Linked DNA regions of Mus musculus: region 2 is linked to region 1. The links are chromatin loops, found by intact Hi-C in ENCODE. Cell type or tissue: heart. All regions are shown on one strand. Region 1 has its middle 61 kb from the start of Gm39205. Region 2 has its middle 76 kb from the start of Otud4.

Region 1 (5,000 bases):
AAGTAGAACAATTTATAAGTCAAGCTCCAGTGAACTTTAAATGACCTCACTCCTCCTGCAACTATTCTTACTCAAGCCAGAGGGGAGCACTTCCCCATAGGCCAGTAGAAAGCCTGTGTTTGGTGTGAGCACAATCTTTCATTTGCATGAGTTACTGTGTTGGGATTAGCGCAGACACAGTTCCTTCTTTGCATAAAGGGCTATGCTATGATTGATATAAATATGTTTGCCACACCTGTTTCTGTCTATGTAACTAAACTGTTCACTTTTAGAATGTATTTATATAATACTTTCCCTAAACTTTCGTGAAGCTCATATGTGCAGACAATGGATTTCAATTGTATTCACACCACACGCATCCCCTAACCCCTCCCAGACCTACCCTCTCCCAACTGTGTGCTATCTCTCTCTCTCTCTCTTTTTTTCGTTCTAGCCCACTGATTCCAGTTTGTACGGCCCAAATACTCATGGACATGGGGCCATTCTCTGGAGCATAGCTGACCTACCAGTGGCCACACCCTTAAGGAAAACTGAGTCTCCTTCTACCAGAAGCCATCGACTCTCAGAAGTGCCTCAGCTGGGGTGAACTCTTGTGATCCCCTCCACCCACCATGATGAATATTGGCTGACTTGGTCTTGGGCAGGTCTTGTATAGGCACCCACATCAGCTGTGAGCTCATGAGTGCTGAGATCCTGATCTGTCCAGATGACAGTGTTTTTGTCAAGTCCTCCATGACCTCTGTCAGGCTCTTACAGCCTTTCTGCCTCTTTTCCTTGATTGTCCATGAACCTTGGGGGAACCAACTATGATACAGATCTTCCTCTTGTGGTTGTCATTTCACCCTTTGAATCATCTGAGAGATACCTTCTTGTGCTATCCCCTGGGATAACAATATCAGGCCCAAGAACTGGCTATCTTTTCCTGGTTTTGCCTTGATTTTTATTGTAAGTACAGCAGGGTGATTTGGTAACAGAAAAGAGGAGACAGAAAAGTGTCGGCAGTGGACATAGTAGCAGCAAAACCTGGGAGGTGATGGTGGGACCTCTGTCAGAAGTGGCAATGCAGCAAACAGACTTCTTTGTGACAGAGAGAGAGTAGCTGGAGTCAGAGACAGTGGAAGTAGAGGCAGCACAGCCAATGAAGGATGATGAACCTATTGAAGCCACCAAAGCAGGGACTTGGGGCTAGAGGAGTTCTAGGCAGCTGCCAAACCCAAAAGCTGAGATCTCAATTCCAAAGATCCAAAAGAGCCTTAACACTAAGAACTATAAGCACTAGCTATTGTTAGGAGATGAGGACCCAGTACCCAGTACTTTCAAGCTGTATACTTGGCTGGCACTGATTGCTGCGGAAGCAAGGCGCAGTACCACAGTAGTTGCCAAATGCCAGGTCACTGGTCATTAAAGCCAAGAACAGTACGCCTCCGACCTGAGATGCTTGAGTGATGTTTCTGGCTTGGAGAGTCTCCAGTTCTCAAGCCGTGGGGTTATAAGCCCCTGAGTCTGTCACTCGATGACAGTACTAAAAGGTTTACTCTTCATCTGCTGATAAATTCTCTCTGAGGAGAGCAGTTGTTAACCCAGGCAGAAACTGAACCACTTCAACCCAGAATCAGATCTAATGGGCATCTGGGTTTCCTTCTTAGCAATCAGCCCCAGTTGCTCAACTAGATTCTGACTGGACACAAGGACTTCAATACAAGCCTGGACCACCAGGACAACTAACCATGCTGACTCCTTGATGGTAAATAACTAATCAGTCATCAATGCTGACTGCCAACAGAATTTAAACTTTAAGAAAAGCCTGGGTCAGTGAGATGGCTCAGTGGGTAAGGGTGCTTGCTGTCAAGACCCATGACTTGAACTTGATCCCAGAACCTACATGGTGGAAGGAAGGAGAGAGTTTACTACTCTCACAATTTGTCTTCTGACCTCTGTGTACCCTGGCACACACACACTGCTCCACACACTGGATGGATGGATGGATGGATGGATGGATGGATGGATGGATGGATAGATGGATGGACGGATGATATATGATAAAAAAGCTTAATGTAATGGAAAGGTGATGCTTAGTAGTTAAAAGTGCTGGTGCTCATGTAGAGAACCCGTATTAGACTCCCAGCACCCACATAGCAGCCTGAAGATGACCTCTGTGGACACCAGGCATGCGCATGGTGCACATACATACATACATGCAAGACACTCATTCCCCCCCAAAAAATAAAAATACAGGAAACTAAAACAAGACTTCAAAAAACCTTTAAAGTCAGGAGCTGGTAGCACACTCCTTTAATCCTGTAACTTAGGAGGCAGAGGCAGGCAGATCTCTGAGTTTAAGGACAGCCTGGTCTACAGAGTGAGTTCCAGGACAGCCAGGGCTACACAAAAAAAGCCCTATCTCAAAACAAACAAGTAAACAAATAAACAAAAATGTTTAAAACACTTTTAACAAAGAAAAGCTTAATATCCAAGAAGACTCTCCAATGACCAATTAGGACTAAGTTCAGAAAGCACCCTGGGAAATGTCTGCTGACTCGGAGTGGGGTGCCATGTATTCTGTGTTCCTGGAAGAAGCAGGAAGCACATGCCTGGGAACGTTCCTGTTTCAGTAGCCAAGATAAACAGTCCCAGAGAGTTTCGTTTTGCTACTCAGACTGCATAGGCAGGGAATCCGGGTGGGATCTCCTTCTTATAAGCTAGCGCCTCCTTTGGTTTCTTTGGCCACATACTTTCTTTTTGTACTGAAGGCTGCCTCTCCATTTTATTAATTTATTCATTCATTCGTTCGTTCGTTCGTTCGTTCGTTTGTTTGTTTTTAAGACTGAGTCTCATCGCACAGCTCTAACTGGTCTGGAACTTTCTATGTAGATAAGGAAGGCTACAAACTCACAGAGATCTGCCTTCCACTATTTTGCAAAGTTCTGGGATTAAAGAACTACCATGTTGGGCTTCTTTAAACACAGCCTACTCCTCCCCCCCCCCCCATAGAACTCCCTTCTCATTGATTTTGTTGTTGTTAACAAGAGCATAGGAAATTCCTCTTTGGGAACTTTCTGGAAGCTGGCCACACAACTCCTAACTCAAATGCTTTTTAGAGAACCCATGAAGCTCTATAGAGCTTCCTTTGGAAATGAGTCTGTTCCAGAGTGGATGGGGGGCCCACAATCCTTCCCCTCACACAGTGGGGTTAGCCCAGCGCCATGTAAAAGCTACGTATGCCTGTCTCAGGGGGCAGTCATGTTCTCTAGCATCCACAGCTCGCACTATAAGATTTGAAACTCTTGTTGCTATTATAACATTCATGGAAAAATAATGCAAGTGTTTGCTAAAATTCTCTTAAACAACAGATGAAGCCCCACCCCCACCCCAAGGCTTGGAGGAAAATACTTCGAGTCACAAAGTGGTCATGCCATGACATCCAACTCAGGTGCTGAGGTCACACCCTGCCACTTCCAGCCAGGGTCAGACTGAGCCTGAGACCTGCACTCCGTGCACACACGCCCCCATGCTGGTGCAGTGCACTCCCAAGCAGTCAGGACCTTACTCCCACTATCTGAGACTCCTGTCTGGCCTCCTCTGCCTCCCCTTGGCAAACTGGCATTGCTTTGATAACTCAGTCTTGTGAGTTCTCCCTTCCTCTCCCTTCTCTCTGAATGTTTCCTAAATCAAGACATAATCCTTGTAGTTTGACAGCAGCATGGTGTCTGGTGTGTGTGAGTTCTGGGTTAGAGACTCAGCTCGATAATGAAGTCCTGCATCAGTGTTCCCATCAGTAAGTAGGGGAAATTCTGGCACACTCCTCATATGACATATGTGACTACTAGATGAAAGGTGCCTAGACATCAAGTAACACCATCCTCAGCACTTACTAAATGCTCTACTGCTTTTCTGAAGTGAGTTCTATTTTTATGGATCATTAGTCCAATAGACTTAAAGATGATCTGCATAAGATATAGTAGAACCTCGGATAAGCTCATGTCAGGGTAAGGCTTTTGGGGATAAAATGAGAGATTTCTTTCCTGTCAGCACATGCCTGGGAGACATGACTGGACCTGCCTCGTGGTGGCTCTGTGCCATCCTGACTTGCTCTGAAGTACAGTTTGAAGTACCAAGAAGACGTAGCCATGCTGTACCTATGCCTCCATTGTCATTCTACATTCTGAGCTGCAATCTTGTTGATAACAAACACTTCTCTCCTTGAGCCCTTCACTCCTTAGCCAATGTCTCATGCAGGAATGGTTCAGTTTGGTCTTGAGTTGCTCTTGTTTCTCAGATTTTTTCCATTGTACAGTTCCCTCCCCAGCTAGAAGGCATTATGTCTTGAATCTGTCATCAGTGTCACTGACATGAGGAATCATAGCTTTTTTTTCCCATTTTTTATTAGGTATTTAGCTCATTTACATTTCCAATGCTATACCAAAAGTCCCCCATACCCACCCACCCCCACTCCCCTACCCACCCACTCCCCCTTTTTGGCCCTGGCGTTCCCCTGTACTGGGGCATATAAAGTTTGCGTGTCCAATGGGCCTCTCTTTCCAGTGATGGCCGACTAGGCCATCTTTTGATACATATGCAGCTAGAGTCAAGGGCTCCGGGGTACTGGTTAGTTCATAATGTTGTTCCACCTATAGGGTTGCAGATCCCTTTAGCTCCTTGGGTACTTTCTCTAGCTCCTCCATTGGGAGCCCTGTGATCCATCCATTAGCTGACTGTGAGCATCCACTTCTGTGTTTGCTAGGCTCCGGCATAGTCTCAAAATCATAGCTTTAACATCTGCTACAGGACATAGGACCAGATGTGGACAAAGCAGACGGCAGCAGAAGTGTTTGTACAGTACCCAAAGACCACACTCTCGCCTCTCCGTAGTATCAGAATTCAGAAAACGACTCATTTCCTCAGTTTTTACTCAGTGTTAATTAGTTGTAAGGTATACCTGGAGACACACAACATAGCTTTAACATTCAAAGAAATGTAACTAACTCACTCTTTAATATGTG
Region 2 (5,000 bases), 62 kb after region 1:
TGATATCTACCATGTTCCAAGTCATGCATACATCCCCACTCATAAACACATACACATACATAAAATAAATGAGTGTAAGAAAAAGAATATTAACCTGTGCCCCAAAGATCTGCTTTGTTAAAATCATGGTGAATTAATTGTATTTTCTATATTTTTTTCAATAAGTTAAGGTTATTTTCACACTTGATGTTTTTATTTGTTTCATTCATTTGTGGCTCTCTGGATTGAACCCAGGCCCTTGTGTCTGCTAGCCTAGGCTAGCACAACCGATTCTTTACATTTTAGGAAGAACAGCTTACTAGCATCTTTACAACAAAGTACTACTACATTTTGTCGGGGGGAAAAATAAGAAGATCCTGAAATTGAAGGCCTGTCCCTGGTCGTTATGAAATGACCTCTTGTCTTGTTTGCTACATATTGTGACTTGCCTGTTTATTTTATTTTCCAAAGTCTCACTAAGTAACCCAGGCTATCCAGAAACTCACTATGTACACCAGGCTAGCCTCAAACTCACAGAGGTCTGCCTGCTTCTGTCTCCCAAGTATTGGGATTAAAGGCATGCACCACTATGCATTTCTCCTTTATGTCCTAGTTTTAAGGCCCTAAAGGCCTTGGCACAGGACAGACCCCAGAGTGTTCCAGCTTTGTGACTATGCATGCATCTGAGCCTCTATGTTACTCTGCATTAGCACATTTAACTGATGACCTTAGCTGAGTCGCATTTTTTTAAAAGTCAAATTGACTTAGAGCATTGCTCATTAGATTTTAAGTACCAGATGATTCATCATTTACGGTAAATCTATTAGATAGATTACTCCGCAAGATTCACCACTGTCAGCATGGCAGGCCTGCCTGGAAATTAAGGATAAGAATGGAAATTGAAGGAGAGAGATTCCTATCTGCGATTTGAAATTTAAACTTAGACAGCTATGGCAAGCATCCGAGCCTGAGTCAGAGGGCCAGGGCATCTGCCACATGTCTGAGACGGTCCACTCTAATAATAGCCCAGGATCCCCTTTGAGAAAGGTGAATGCCTTGCTTCATAAGGAAAAGTAAAGCTTGCATGTTAAAATCCTTTAAGGAGCGTTTCTTTGCCCTTTAAAAAGACATTCACCGTGTAGCTGGGCTGCATATGTGATCCATGAAACTTAACAATCGTGGAGTCTCCGAGGGTTAAATATAGCTTCAAACCAACAACAGTTCGGCCGGGGGCCCTAGCTCACCAGATGTTATTCCACTAATAGTGAGTGATCTCACCCCTGCTGTGGATGGTTATTCATCTGGGAGAGAATAAGGAAAGTGAGACAATCATTACGTCACCTTTTCCTGTACATTACCCTCCCTGCAGCTAAGAAGGAAGCGTGCTGCTGAGGTAGACCGTGCTGCTGAGGTAGATCTGCACTAAGTCATGCTCTTGCAGGTCTGAGAGGAGGGACTTGCCTTTGGGAGGGTCGCCCTTGCCCGCTGGAGCACTTGGCAGTGAGCTGTAACCCTCAGCCTTGCTTCCAGCAGCTCACTCTTTTCTTCTCTTCCCTGAAGCAGCTATCTCACTGTCCTCAGATGGCCACTGGGGAGGCAGAGATGTTTCTAGAAGCATAAAAACTTCTGAATAATGGAGTAAACTTTTAAAATAACGCTCATGAGATCATGTCTTTTCTCGTTCGAATGACTCATCCGGGCTACCTATCAAGCCACAAGTTCAAGCTAGGATAAAATTAATATATAGATAATACTGTAAAAGGGGGCAAGCTATTATGCTATATTACATATGTAATAAAAATAAATATTACACTATGGAACAAATATCTGTCCACAGATATATGCATTTTTATCAAACCAAAAGCAGGACTGGAGAGACGGCTCAACTGATAAGAGCGTATTCTGCTCTCAAGTCAGATCCCATCACCCATGCTGGGTGGTCACCATGACCTGTGACTCCAGTTTCAGGAAATCCAACGCCCTCTTGTGGATTCCATGGACACTGCACCCATGTGCTCGAATCTAACACCCCCACCAACACACAAACACACATACACACACTCATACGTGCAACTTTTATGTAAAAAATAAAATAAAATAAATCAGGATCGTTAGAAAGCTCGTGTTTCTTAGTTTACAACTTTAACTCCCTCCTGAATTTTGTTTCAGCTCTCCTCGGAATACAGGAGCAAGTTGGCACCATGCAAATTAGCGAATGTTCTCAAAGGCCTCAGCTTTCTGCAAGGGGTTAACCGGACTTTGCCTTCCTCTTGTCTTACCCATCTTTCTTAGAATAGCGCTGCAAAGGAAAGGGGCAGTCACAAAGGACAGCAACTGGATGACTGACTGTGGGCTCCTGGCAACAAAGCCTCAGTTTCTCCTAAGCCCGTCCAGCCTCCTCAAGGCCACTGTGTTGTTGCCTCCCATGAAGGAGTCTGGTGGCTGAGAAAATATGCGCCCAAAGATAAAGACTTCACATTCTTAACTTCTGTTCTCTTCTCTCCTGTGCTGACCCCTGCTCTCTATCTGCCAACTTCCATACACATTTTCTTCCAAGAACACTGACAAGAGAAATAAGGTTCCTAGGCATGGCCCCCAGAGCCACCGCTTTCTCCATTTCCTCTAGATGCAAAGGTACCACTTGTAATATTAGAATAATGAGAGGACCAGGGAATGGTGAGGTGGCTCAGCTGTCGGGTTATGCCTGGAGTTAGACGCTGTCAGTGTGTGTGTGTGTGTGTGTGTGTGTGTGTGTGTGTGTGTGCATGTGTGTGTGTGCATAAATTTCTAGAATCATTTGTAATGAACTCTGAGAAATATTTTATTAGGTAGTAAGCTTTGAGTGATGTTTTTCTCATTCTTCTTAGTAGTTTCTATATTATAGTTGTATTTAAAACATACACAGATTTGTAATGGAACAAAGAGAAATACTAAAAGCCAATTTTAATTGGATCAATTACTATATTTTTTCAGAATAGATGCTGACCCAGATTCTATTTACCAACTCCAGAACAGTTCCCTTGGTGGGGAAATCACACCTCATCAAATCCCCACCCTTAGAGTCCCCTCCAGCTTCTCTCTGTGCTTGGCAAGGTGGCTTGCTTTGACCAATGGTGCTACAGTAAATATGCGTACACGGGGGTTTATACCAACACTTTCTGAGATCTTGTGTGAAGCTGGTGATTAACGAACATATTTCAGAAGACTTTCATGTTTCCCTTAGTTAATCGTGTGTGTGTGTGTCTGTGTGTGTGTCTGTGTATGAAAGACTGTGTCTGTGTATGTGAATGTGTGTCTGTGTGTGAGTGTGTCTGTGTGGAGTATCTGTGTGTGCCTGTATGTGTGAGTGTGCCTGTGTGTGTGTGCCTGTGTGTGTGTGCCTGTGTGTGTGTGCCTGTGTGTGCATTTGTGCCTGTGTATATGAGTGTGTATGTCTGTTTGTGTCTCTATGAGTGTATTGTGAAAATGTGCATCTGTGTGTGACTGTTTGCAGGTTTCTGTCTGTTGCGGGTTTCTGTTTGTGTGTGTCATGTGTATGTCTGTGTGTGTATGTATGTCTGTGTGTGTGCCTGTGTGTGAAGTTTTGTATATGTGTGTCTGTCTGTGTGTGTGTGTCTGTATCTGAGTGTGTCTGTGTGTGGGTTTGTATGTGTATGTCTATGTATAAGTGATCTTGTTTATCTGTGTATGAGTGTGTGTCTGTGTGTAAGTGTATCTTGTGTGGGGTATCTGTATGTGTGTGACTGTATGTGCGAAAGAGTGCCTGTGTGTATGTCTATGTATGTGAATGTGTGTCTGTGTGACTGTATTGTGAAAGTGTGTCTGCATGTGTTTGTGTATGTTTGTGTGTGAATGTGCCTGTGTATCTGTGTGTGTGAGTGTGTCTCTGTGTGTGTGAAATTCTGTATGTGTGTGTCTGTGTGTATGAATGGATCTGTATGTGGGGTTCTGTATGTGTATGTCTGTGTGTGTGAGTGAGCCTGTGTGTGTGTGTGTGTGTGTGTGTGTATGTGTGTGTGTGTGAGGATGTGAGCATGTGTGTGTCTGTGTGAGTATGTCTATGTGTATAAAAGAGAAAAGTCTAACACCTGTTTTACTCTTATTTTTAAACATTTTTAGAGTGAGTGAGTGACTGAGTGACTGAGTATGTCTTTGTGCCTGAGTGCTTATATGTGACCATGTGTGTGCAGGAGTCCCCAGAGACCAGAAAAAGTTGTCATATCATGTAGAACCAGAGTTCTAGGTTGTCGTGAACTGCCAGGTGGTGCTGGGAACTGACCCAGGTCCTCTGCAAGCACAGCAAATCCTCTTAATCACTGAGGCAGCTCCCCAAGTCATTTAAACCTGTTTGATTTACTGTTGCCTAAAGGTGCAAAAGAACTTCACAAAGCTCTTCATTAATTAAAAAGGCATGAATTAATATATTGGCACACATCAAAGTGAATATTTTTCTCAGTGGGTAAAATTGCAGGCCTCACTACACAGAGAGAGACTCTGACCCAATTCACCATATAGTCCTCATTTTTCTCTATCTATATCTATTTGTGGTAATCAAGAATCTTACCACTGTATGACAGCTGACTGACTAACCTGCTTACATGATCAAGGCAACTTGGAGAAGAAAATTTGGGCTTACATTTTGTGGTGGTTTGAATAGGTTTGACCCCATACACTCGTGTATTTGAATTGTTGGCCCATAGAGATTATTAGGAGGTGTGACCTTTTTGGAGTAGATGTGGGCTTGTTGGAGGAAGTGTGTCATTGCTGGGACAGACTTCTATGCTCAAGCTACATCCATTGTGATACACAGTCTTCCTTCTTCTGACTTCAGATCATGATGTAGAACTCTCAGCTTCTCCTCCAGCATTATGTCTGCTTGCACACTGCATGCTGCCATGTTCCCTGCCATGACAATAAAGGACTAAGCCTCCGAAACTGTAAGTCAGCCCAGTTGAATGCTTTCCTTTATAAGAATTGACTTGGTCATATAGTGTTGGCACATACCTTTAGTCCAATCACTC

What was found. Peaks named below come from ENCODE experiments on the same cell type or tissue, not always from the same donor. Only the 100,000 strongest peaks of a DNase experiment are listed, where the experiment ranks them.
Region 2: it touches region 1 in a loop (1.9-fold over the local background); 3 of 42 quality-filtered maps call a loop at or near these places.

What each region holds. Positions count from the first base shown.
Region 1 is chr8:79,498,805-79,503,804 of GRCm38, forward strand. No RefSeq gene overlaps it. Among named protein-coding and RNA genes, the nearest start is that of Gm39205, 61 kb to the left of the region's middle. In heart, a CTCF peak has its summit at 2,695; a DNase peak (open chromatin) is centred at 2,607; H3K27ac peaks cover 38 bases.
Region 2 is chr8:79,560,910-79,565,909 of GRCm38, forward strand. No RefSeq gene overlaps it. Among named protein-coding and RNA genes, the nearest start is that of Otud4, 76 kb to the right of the region's middle. In heart, a CTCF peak has its summit at 1,969 (motif pointing left); a DNase peak (open chromatin) is centred at 1,272; H3K4me3 peaks cover 716 bases; H3K27ac peaks cover 2,006 bases.